Linked DNA regions of Homo sapiens: region 2 is linked to region 1. A link is a contact called in ENCODE Hi-C or POLR2A ChIA-PET data. All regions are on one chromosome and are shown on one strand. The core of a region is the stretch at or near the end of the contact, and the rest is flanking DNA. Distances in the headings are between cores, read along the strand shown. Region 1 has its middle 19 kb from the start of MIR4720. Region 2 overlaps CMIP (c-Maf inducing protein).

Region 1 (5,865 bases), core at 2,150-4,649:
ATGTATCTGAAATCACATGTATAGCTAAATTATATACCAGGGAATTCAACTTCAAGACAGAAAGAAACATTCAAAATATTAGTTTTGACCAGGTACGGTGGCTCACGCCTATAATCCCAGCACTTTGGGAGGCCAAGGTGGGAGGATGGCTTGAGGCCAGGAGTTTGAGACCAGCCTGGGCAACATAGCAAGGACCCATCTCTGTGAAAAATACAAATATTAGCTGCGTATGGTGTCACGTGCCTGTAATCCCAGCTACTTGGGAGGCTGAGGCAGGACAATTACTTGAGCCTCGCAGTCTGAGGTTACAACGAGAGCTGTGATCGTGCCACTGCACTGCAGCCTGGGTGACAGTAACAGAGCAATATTTTCTATATATATTTTGGAAAAATATTATATTTTGGCAGGATGGGGGCCGGACATGACCCATATACATAATATATATATCTATATATATATATATTTTGGCTGGGCGCGGTGGCTCACACCTGTCATCCCAGCACTTTGGAAAGCCGAGGTGGGGGGATCACGAGGTCAGGAGATTGAGACCATCCTGGCTAACACTGTGAAACCCTGTCTCTACTAAAAATACAAAAAAAGACAGGCACGGTGGTGGGCGCCTGTAGTCCCAGCTACTCAGGAGGCTGAGGCAGGAGAATGGCATGAACCCGGGAGGCAGAGCTTGCAGTGAGCCAAGATCACACCACTGCACTCCAGCCTGGGCGACAGAGTGAGACTCCATCTCAAAAAAAAAAAAAAAGAGATATATATATATATACACACACATACACACACACACATATATATACACATATCTATACACACACATATGTATACACACACATATATATGCACATATATACACACACACACATACACATATATATACACACACACAGATATATATATATATCTGTATGTGTGTGTGTTTATGCAAGAAGCATTGGGTCTGAACGCTCGCAAGGCCCTGTATCAGGAGCCCAGGAATATGTTGTGTGAACCAGGGCTGAATGGAGCACTCAGCTTGCCCAGCAGCAGCTGGGGGCATGGCCATAAGCAGTCCAGATTCCAGGGAAATGAATCAGTAACCCGGGGATGAATCAGGAGACGGGAATTGCAAGTCATCCCACCTCCACAAGGTGGAAACTTAGCCAGCACCTTTACCCGGCGCTGACCCACCCGTATTCTCATAAGAATGTCTGACGGTGGAGACGCTGATCCTGAGAGGAACCTCAGGCACGCAGGTTCCAACCCGGAGTCAGGCTGGAAAAGTTGAGGCTCTTCAAAGAGACTACGACTTTGAACCTGGGTCCATGTAAGCTCCAGTCATCCTTCAAGGAATGTGACTAACGTCATCCATTGATGAGGGCAGGAAAATGTCAGATAAAAGACATTTTCTGATAAGTTAACAGGTTACTTTCACAGTATGCACATTCTAAAGCCCTTGTTTTCACAAAGAGAGAGGAATACCTTTTATGTTAATAATAAAAAGTAGTTTCCCTGTTTGATAAATGTGCAAATATTTAAGGCTGTGGAGAAATAGGGACACTTTTATACTGTTGGTGGGAGTGTAAATTATTTCAACCGTTGTGGAAGACAGTGTGGCGATTCCTCAAAGACCTAGAACCAGAAATACCATTTGACCCAGCAATCCGATTGCTGGGTATATACCCAAAGGAATATAAATCATTCTGTTATAAAGATTCATACATGAGTTTGTTCATTGCAGCACTATTCACAATAGCACAGACATGGAATCAATCCAAATGTCCATCAATGACAGACTGGATAAAGTAAATGTGGTACATTTACACCATGGAATACTATGCAGCCATAAAAAGGAAAGAGATCATGTCCTTTGCAGGAACATGGATGGAGCTGGAAGCCATTATCCTCAGCAAAGTAACACAGGAACAGAAAACCAAATACTACGTGTTCTTGCTTATAAGTGGGAGCTGAACATTGAGAACACATGGACACAGGGAGGGGAACAACACACACTGGGGCCTGTCAGCAGCGGGGTGTGAGGTGAGGGAAAGCATCAGGATAAATGGCTAATGCATGTGGGGGGCTCAATACCTAGGTGATGGGTTGATAAGTGCAGGAAACCACCATGGCACACGTTTACCTATGTAATAAACCTGAACATTCTGCGCATGTATCCCGGAACTTAAAATAAAATAAAATTTTAAAAAGTGGAATTTGGGGGTGTCACAGTTCCTGCCTGGGCCCCCCATGGTTGGGCTCTGGCTGTCACTCAGAGGGATGAGGCTGGAGTGCCAGGCCCCAGCCAGATCAGGAAAGGCCTCAGAACTCACATTAAGGAGCTTGAATTTCATCCCGAGTTTATTGGGAAATTGTTGGTGGATGTTAAGTAGGAAGTAATGTGATCAGATTTGCATTTTAGAAAAATCAGTCTGGCTGCAGAGTGGATGGTGGAAGGGAGCAGGGCAAGGCTGGAGCCAGGGAGGACAGTTAGGAGACTGCTGGGGCCATCAGGGTGTACGTGTGTGTTGGGGAGGGGGCAGTGGTGGTCTGAGTCATCCAGAGGGCATATTATGGTGGCATGGATCATTTGGAGGGGGGGGGTATGGTGATGGCTTGATTCATCTGGGATGGGGTGGGGTTTACAGTGGCCCCCATCTTCTGTGAGGCTGGGGGAAGAAGTAACTGTGACCTGGATTAATAACTGGGCAGTGGGGAAAAGAGCCATGTGCAACCTACCCTCTGTGGCCCGTGCCAGGCACGGCTCATGTAACCCTCCTAGCAAACCTCTAGGGTAGCTCCACTGTGATTACTGCCAGCATTTTACAGGCAACGGCACAGGTGCACAAAGGGCTTACCCTTGCCACGGTCACAGCGGCGGGACCCCGGCCTCAGCAGCGGGACACCAAAGTCTGAGCTCAGGCTCAGAGAGACGTCCCAGCACTGTTTCAGAGGCAGCACTGTGGGGTCTCAGGGCTGGATTCCGGCTCGGGGGCAGGGTAACTTGTGTCTGGGTGGACTGTTCATGGGCTGCCCACCCTCACATGTGGACAAAGAACTCAGTTCCTGCTGTTCAGCCCGGAGCCGCCACCTCAGACCTGCTCATGCTGCAAATGGAGGGAAGGTGGCCCTGACCTGGGTGGGTGCAGAGGCGGCGCAGCTTCCCCAAGGCAGGCATGGACCAGACCGAGCTCTGACGCTGAAGGTCATGGGCAGCCCCGAGTCAGGGCCATGAAGGGTGCGGGGGACCCGGCCCACCATGCCTCTCCACCATCGCCAGTGTCCAGCGATCCCTTCCGCACCGGACCTGCCTGGGAGGGGAGAGGACAGCGGCCGCTACCTTCTTCTTCGCCGCGGCCCTCGTGGGTTTGGGGCGCCCTCTGCTGGACGCTTTTATGGCCTGCGGTCTGATGCCAGGACGGCCTCAGGGGTTTGGTGACGGGACTGGGAGGAAGTCACAGGGAGAAGGTGGCCGGCCGATCCCCTGCCGTGAGAAGGAAGACACAGGGCAAACGAGCCTATGCTTTTCATCTCCCAGTTTTCGTGCCTCTTTCAATAGGGGTCTACCCCGTCGGCACCCCTAAATCCCCCACCCCATCACCCACTACAGACTTTTAGTGCATTTTTTATTTAGAATTCATTGATCCCACAATAATCAATTAAAATAATATTATTTATTCAAATTATTCAAATATTATTCAAATTATTTTAATGGTTGGAAGTACTCTTCCTGCTTATGTATTGATTTATTGGCTAGTATTTGGGTGCACAGAACCACTCCCGCTAACAGCTCTCCCTGGAGTGGCCATGGTATGCCCCATTCTCCATCACCCAGCTTCATCTTCACTTCTATTTTTTTTTTTTTTTTTTTTTTTGAGACAGAGTCTTGCCCTGTCGCCCGGGCCGGAGTGGAATGGTATGATCTCGGCTCACTGCAAACTCTGCCTCCCCGGTTCAAGCGATTCTCCTGCCTCAGCCGCCTGAGTAGCTGGGATTACAGACAGCCACAACCACACCCGACTAATTTTTATATTTTTAGTAGAAATGGGGTTTCTCCATGTTGGCCAGGCTGGTCTCAAACTCCTGACTTCAAGTGATCTGCCCGCCTCAGCCTCCCAAAGTGCTGGGATAACAGGTGTGAGCCACTGCACCCAGCCAAATCTATTATCAAGCCCATTATTCAGATGAGAAAACTGAAGTCCTGGCAAAGATTAAGTCCCGTGTCCAAGGCCCTCGATCAACGCTGGGCCAGATTCCCAGGCCAGTGCTCTCTTTTGCCTTGCCAGCCCTCCTGGCAGAGCTATAGCAGGCCCTGGCTAACACACAGGGATCCCCGACTTGTGCCTGCTATGCCTCAGTTTCCTCCTCTGCAAAATAGAGATAACGATAACAGCACTTACCTCAGAGGGATCATGTGAAGAGGAAAGGAACTAATACTTACATATATAACATTCTTGGCCAGGCGTGGTGGCTCACGCCTGTAATCTCAGCACTTTAGGAGGCCAAAGTAGGAGGATCCCTTGAGCCCAGGAGTTTCAGACAAGCGTGGGCAACGTAGTGAGACCATCTCTACAAACAATTTACAAGTTAGCCAGGTGCAGTTGCATGCACCTGTAGTCCCAGCTACTCAGGGGGCTGAGGGGGGAAGATCGCTGCCCAGGAGGTCAAGGCTGTAATGAGCCATGATCGTGCCACTGCACTCCAGCCTGGGTGACAGAGCAAGACCCTATCTCAAAAGAAAAGAATAAGCATTAAAATACATACATATATATATAAAATAAAATCCTTAAAGCCTGGCACAAGATGACTTCTCAACAAATGTGGGGGCGAGACGCGGTGGCTCACACCTGTAATCCTGGCACTTTGGGAGACCGAGGTGGGCGGGTCATCTGAGGTCAGGAGTTAGAGACCAGCCTGGACAACATGGTGAAACCCTGTCTCTACTAAAAATACAAAAACTTAGCCAGGCGTGGTGGCGGGCGCCTGTAATCCCAGCTACTCGGGAGGCTGAGGCAGGAGAGTTGCTTAAACCTGGGAAGTGGAGGTTGCAGTGAGCGGAGATTGTGCTACTGCACTCCAGCCTGGGCGACAGAGCAAGGCTGTCTCAAAAAAAAAAAAAAAAAAATCAACCAAACAAAAATGTGGGGTTTTAGTATCCACCAGCCTAGTACTCTCAGCCCTGGTTGCAAATCCACCTGGGAGATTGATTGTAATTAACCAATTAGAGCAGGACTGCCTCTAATTGGTCTCAGGTGGAGCCCAAACACGGGCGTTTGTGGAATCTCCCCAGGTGGTTCTCATGTTCAAGCAAAGGTGTAAAGTGCCAGGCCAGAGCCTCCACCGCAGGGCTGGTGTCCTGGGTGCCCAGGACAGTGGGCGGCAGCTGGCAGGTGCCAGGAAATGCTGAATGGCTGCTTCATCGCCCTTGGTGTCTACATTGCTTGTTACTCAGCATCGGGAGTTTAGATGTCATCTCCCATCAGTTAGGAGGGAGGTCACCCACTCAGACCTAGGTCATCGGCTCTGAAATAAAGATGGGCTTTGTCCCATTCTGAAATTCCCTAATCCAAACATGAAGTCATCCCAGCCCTGCCTTTGGAAGTTCCACTCAGGACTGAGCCAAGAAGGAGCCTGCCTCTTTCTTTCTAAAGTCACAGGCTGCGGGGCTCTGGATTCCCGGGATACGTCCAAAGGAGAAATTTGGGTCTAGCAAGGATAGGGGGTTGAGCAGAGGTCACTGAGCTCCCGCCACGGGCATGGATCCGGGCTCACCCCTGCCAAGTTTCTTGAATCCCTCTCCCGGAAAGGATGATAAACATGAGTCTTCATTTCCTCAACCGAAAATGCCCTGCAGGTTCAGGATAGGAATGATGACGCGGG
Region 2 (5,865 bases), core at 1,962-4,461, 150 kb before region 1:
ACTGAAACTGAGGAACTGAATTTTCAACTTTATTGCTTCAATTAATTTAAATTCCAATGGCTACACATGCCCAGTGGCTACTAGACTGGAGGTTTAGAATACTGTCCATACAGCAGCTGAGGGATGCTTTTTAAAGCCAGAGTCAGATTTTATCCTCCCTCTGCTCAAAACCTTCCAAAGCTCTCCACTCCGCAGAAAACTCAAGGCCGGGGCAATTGTCTGCGAGGCCCTCTGTAATTGCTGGTCCTACCTTTCATACCCCAGCCCCTGCCACCCTCTTCCCCCTCACTCTATAGTAGCCCCCACTGGCTTCCTGGTAGTTCTTAAACCTGACCAGCCTCACTCCTGCTGCAGGGCCCTCTGCACATACTGTGCCTACCTCCACCCTACCCTTCCCTCCACCACACATCTGCTAAGTGTCTGCATAGCTGGGTCCCTTGATTCACAGCTCTGTTCAATGTTGTCCCTGAACCCAGGAAAGGACACCCTAAGTCCTTTGCACCTCAGATCCCTCTGCCCTCTTTCTCTAAAGCATCTATGATCACCTAAAATATTAGGTGATCTATAGTCATGGCCAGGCACACTGACTCACGCCTGCAATCCCAGCACTTTGGGAAGCCAAGGCGAGTGAATCACTTGAGGTCAGGAGTTCAAGACCAGCCTGGTCAACATGGTGAAACCCTGTCTCTATAAAAACTACAAAAAGTAGCCAAGCGTGGTGGCATGTGCCTGTAATCCCAGCTACTTAGGAGGCTGAGGCATGAGAATTGCTTGAACCCAGGAGGTGAAGATTGCAGTGAAGCAAGATTGCACCACGGCACTCCAGCCTGGGTGACGGAGACTGTCTCCAAAAAGAAAAAAAAGTCATGCATCTCTTAACAATGGGGATAGGTTCTGAGAAATTGCATTTTCAGCGATTATGCCATTGTGTGAACATCATAGAGTGTATTTACACAAACCTACATGGTATACGGCCTACTACACACCTATGGCTGGGCTACAAACCTGTACAGAATGTTATTGTCCTGAATACTGTAGGTAGCTGTAGCACAGTGGTAAATATTTGTGTACCTAAACATATTTAAACACAGAAAAGGTACAGTGAAAATATGGCATAAATGATAAAAACGATTTACCTGTACAGAGCATTTACCATGAATGGAGCTTACAGGACTGGAAGCTGTTCTGGGTGGGTGAGTGAGTGAGCGGTGAGTGAATGTGAAGGCCTGAGACATTGCCGTACACTACTGCAGACTTCATAAACACTGTACACTTAGGCTACACTACATTTGTAAAAAATTGTTTTTCTGGCTGGGCGCAGTGGCTCACGCCTGTAATCCCAGCACTTTGGGAGGCCGAGGCGGGCGGATCACGAGGTCAGGAGATCAAGACCATCCTGGCTAACACGGTGAAACCCCATCTCTATGAAAAATACAAAAAATGAGCCAGGAATAGTGGCGGGAGCCTGTAGTCCCAGCTACTGGGGAGGCTGAGGCAGGAGAATGGCGTGAACCCGGGAGGCGGAGCTTGCAGCGAGCCGAGATTGCGCCACTGCACTCCAGCCTGGGCGACGGAGCGAGACTCTGTCTCAAAAAAAAAAAAACAAAACAAAACAAAAACAAAACAAAACAAAACCAAAAAAACACACAACTTTTTTTCTTTTTCTTTTTTTTTTTTTTTAAGACAGAGTCTCGCTCTGTCGCCCAGGCTGGAGTGCAGTGACGCAGACAGGGCCCCTGCAACCTCTGCCTCCCCAGTTGAAGCGATTCTCCTTCCTCAGGCTCCTGAGTAGCTGGGATTACAGGTGCACACCACTATGCCCCGCTAATTTTTGTATTTTTGGTAGACATGGCGATTCAACACGTTGGCCGGGCTGGTCTCGAACTCCTGACCTCAGATGATCTACCTGCCTCAGCCTCCCAAAGTGCTGGGATTACAGGCATGAGCCACCACGCCCAGCCCCACAATGCCTTTCTCTGTATACCTCTTGAAAGACTTGCCTGAGGCTGTTTTATGGCTCATTTTTTTATAACTAGAAGGAGTATACCACAAAATAACAATAAAATGTACAGTAGAGCGAATGCACAAGCCAGTAACTTAGTTGTTTACCATCAAGTCTTATGCACTGTGCATACTGTAGGTGCTGTGCTTTTGCACGACTGGCAGTGCGAGAGGTTTACACCAGCACCACCACCAACACCTGAGCAATGCATTGCACTATGACATCTCTACAGCTATGGCATGAGTAGGTGACAGGAATTTTTCAGCTCCATTATGATCTTATGGGACCACCATCACACACCGACCACGTCACTATGCAGTGCATGGCTGTTATCTGTTTACATGTTTATCTTCTCTGTCCTTACCTGAACTTAGGAATATGAAAACAGATTTTAACTACTGTGGTCGTTGCTCTATCTCCTGCACCTAGAACAGCTCCAGAAACACAAGAGGCTTTCAATAAAGAGGCACAAAAGAATCATGAGGCTGGCCCAGCATGAAATAAGTGACCACTGATGCTGGTGTCATAATAAATGTTCACCTTCACCCCACTCTTGGGGGTCACTCTTACCCCAAGCCCACCTAGGCCATGTTCGGGGTCTGATATCAAACTGTCTGGTTTGCTCAGCCAGGCTTGGTGTTCCCTTTTAAATAAAAACAAAAAGCGCCACCCTCTTCTTCTGCCCAGCATGCCCGGCCTGTGGAGGCCAACAAGCTGGAAGCCGCACACAGAAGAAGGAAGTCCTGGTGGCTCTGGGCGGCAGGAGGGGCGCCCAGGCCTGGTTGCCAGGTAACCCCGATCATTCACAAACACGGGGTAATGCGGATCCCACAAGGAGAGGGCTGGGTGTTTACTCAGACATCTTATCTACTGGGCTCGCCTGCCAGTGTTTGCACCTTGCTTTCAAAGGACAAAGTACCTGGTGGCGGGGTTGGGGAGGTGACGCTGAAGGGAACAAAGTCAGGATGGCTGCAGGCGGGAGGAACAGTGGGCCTACTGTGCGCAGCCACTCTCAACACATTTTATGCCAAGCTCCTGGCATTGGGGACTGAAATGAGACAATCCAAGAAAAGCTTCCTGGGGTGCCAAGCAGCAAATACTCACAGCTGCCGCAGCTGTGTTCATTCCAAGATGTGCTCAGGACAACTTTCCCAGCAGCCTGCCTGGCTGGCCTGCCTCCTCCCCACGCCTCCTGTCTTTCCTTCTGCCCCTTGCTCACTCCAAGCCAGGCTGTCTCCACCTGGGCACTGTTGACATTTGGGGCTAGGTCATCTCTGCGGTGTCCTGTGTGTGGCAGGGCACTGAGCAGTATCCCTGGTCTCTACATGCTGTTAGTGGAAATGTAAAATGTGGCAGCCACTATGGAAAATAATCTGGCAGGTCCCCAAAAACTTAACCGGAGAAGAGCTGTATCATCCAGACGTTCCATTTCCAGGTACAGACCCAAAAGAATGGGAAGCTTGGTCTGTGTGTGATACCTGTAAACCTACGTTCACTGCAGCACTATCTGTAACGGCCGAGAGGCGGAAGCAGCCTCGTGTCTGCTGATGGAGGGATGGAGAAGCACGGCCTGCATTCACCGCAGCACTATCTCTAACGGCCGAGAGGTGGAAGCAACCTCGTGTCCTCTGATGGACGGACGGATGGAGAAGCATGGTGCAGCATACACAGACAATGGAATATTGCCATAAAAGAGAAAGAAATTCTGACACATGCTACAATATGAAAGAATCTTAAGAACATGACGCCTAGTGAAATAAGCCAACCACAAAGGATAAATATTGCGTGACTGCATTTACAAGAAGTACTTAGAGCAGTCAAATTCGTAGAGACAGAGCATAGAATGGTAGGTGTCAGGGGCTCGGGGAGGGGAATGGGGAGTTAGTGTTTAACAGGGACAGAGTCTCTGTCTGATAAGATGAAAAGAGTTCTGAAGATGGAGGGTAGTGATGGTTGCACAATGGGAATGTACTTAATGCCACCGAACTGTATGTTAAAAACACCTCCGATTTGGTGAATTTGATGTTATGTGTATTTCACCACAATTGTCTTGTTTTTTGAGACAGGTTCTTGATCTGTCAACCAGGCTGGAGTGGAGTAGCAACATCATAGCTCATTGTAGCCTTGAACTAGGCGATCCTCCCACCTTGGCCTCCTGAGTAGCGGGGACCACAGATGTGCACCACCATGCCTGGCTAATTAAAAACATTTTTTCTGTAGAAACGAGGTCTCACTGTGCTGCCTAGTCCTCCCATTTTTATTTATTTTTATTTTATTTTTGGATTTGTTAGCATGATTTAATCAATTATTCCACATTATAAACATATATTAAATTATCACATTATACTCCATAAATATGTAATACATACAACTATTGTTTGTCAATTAGAAAAAAAGAACGAAGAGGCTGCCAACAAGATGGTAAGTACACAGTAATAAGTGAATTCAACCAACATGAGTGAATTCAACCAACATCAGTAAATTCAACCAACATCAGTAAATTCAACCAACATCAGTAAATTCAACCAACACGAGTGAATTCAACCAACATGCATTTGGCATTGACATGGCCTTGGCCTTCATGGAGCTTCATGATCTCGTGGGGGAGGTGGCTTCTCATTTTTAAATTAAACTTTTCATTTGAAAGTACTTTTGGATTTACCGAAAAGCTGAAAAGACAGTAGAGAGGATTCTGGTAGCCCTCTCACCCAGCTTCCCTTGGTGTTGACACCTTTCAGACCATGGAACATTTTCGTCACAAGCAAGAAACCATCATTGGTCTCTGATGCTGAACTAACCCGGACACTTTGCGTGAACTTCACCAGTTTTTCCCAAGTGTCCTTTTCCCGTCCCTGGATCCCATCCAGGGCACCACATGACATTGAGTCATCGCGCCTCCTTGGCCTCCCTGGTCTGGGACAGTTTACGCTTTCCTCAGCCTTGAGGACCTGCACAGTTTTCAGGAGCGCCATTCAGGCACCGTACAGAATGTCCCTTAAACTGGGTGTCTCCTATGTGACACCTGCTTTTGTGTGTGTACACGTGATGTACAATTGTGTGTATAAGTGATGTCCAATTTAGCCATTTTAACCATTTAAGTGTACGGTTCAGTGGCATTTGGTCCATCCACACTGCTGTGCAACCATCGCCACTGTCGGCCTCCAGAGCTTTCTCATCTTCCCAAACTCAAACTCTGTCCCCATCGAACACCAACTCCCGGCTCCCCTTCCTTCTACCTGTGGTTACCAGGATTCCACCTTCTGTCTCTGGAGACACTGCCTCATGCCCATTAGGAGGGCCACTGATAAAACAACGGAAAATAGTAATCGTTGGCACATTGTGGAGAAATCACAACCTTCACGCATTGTTGGCGCGAATATAAAAGGGTGCAGCCAAGTTACTATGTGATCCATCAATTTTACTCCTAGCTATATATGCAGAAGAATTAAAAATAGGGACTTTTAAAAGGGACACCAGCGCACCCGTGTTCAGAGAAGCATTACTCTAAGTAGCCAAAAGGTGGAAGCAACCTAGTGCCCGCCGCCACCTCCTTCTGCAGCAGAAGGCATTCCCCCATAATAACCAGTCCAACATCTGCCTTCCACCCCACCCGGGCTAGAACAGGTTCCGTAACAGCAAAATGAGATGACGTGCAGCCAGGTAAGTGGACTGTTCTACTCCTGAGATCTCTGGCCTCAGTTCCCAGGACTCAGAAACTCTGAGAGAACAAATAGCTCACCGCTGGGTCTGCATTTTCCAGGGAAAAAATGGCTTCAGACAGAGAAGACGGTGATTCTGTTTGGCCAGGACTGGACTCAAATTCTAAGAAAAGTAACAGTCACAATGGAGCTCCTATTAATTGC

The links. A loop is a pair of places that touch in the nucleus more often than their neighbours do. ChIA-PET counts read pairs that join two places held with the same protein, here RNA polymerase II (POLR2A). Pooled maps may share reads with other maps.
Region 2: a loop to region 1 is called in a pooled map, with 2.2 times the contacts of the local background. The contact joins two enhancer-like sites. A Hi-C loop is called at or near these places in 2 of 168 maps with a recorded cell type or tissue (endothelial cell of umbilical vein and heart right ventricle), 1 of 37 single-sample maps with no recorded cell type and 5 of 50 pooled maps. POLR2A ChIA-PET finds 5 or more read pairs at or near these places in 5 of 52 experiments (B cell, GM12878, HepG2 and 2 more).

The regions. Positions count from the first base shown.
Region 1 is chr16:81,401,210-81,407,074 of GRCh38, reverse strand. No RefSeq gene overlaps it. Among named protein-coding and RNA genes, the nearest start is that of MIR4720, 19 kb to the right of the region's middle. RefSeq lists an enhancer at 3,248-3,327. Within about 2 kb of position 3,399, at least 4 of the 41 ENCODE cell types and tissues checked have a DNase peak (open chromatin) inside an H3K27ac peak, as active enhancers do.
Region 2 is chr16:81,555,962-81,561,826 of GRCh38, reverse strand. The region is part of intron 1 of CMIP (c-Maf inducing protein); the gene reads right to left. Among named protein-coding and RNA genes, the nearest start is that of MIR7854, 25 kb to the right of the region's middle. RefSeq lists a silencer at 2,689-2,983. Within about 2 kb of position 3,211, at least 12 of the 41 ENCODE cell types and tissues checked have a DNase peak (open chromatin) inside an H3K27ac peak, as active enhancers do.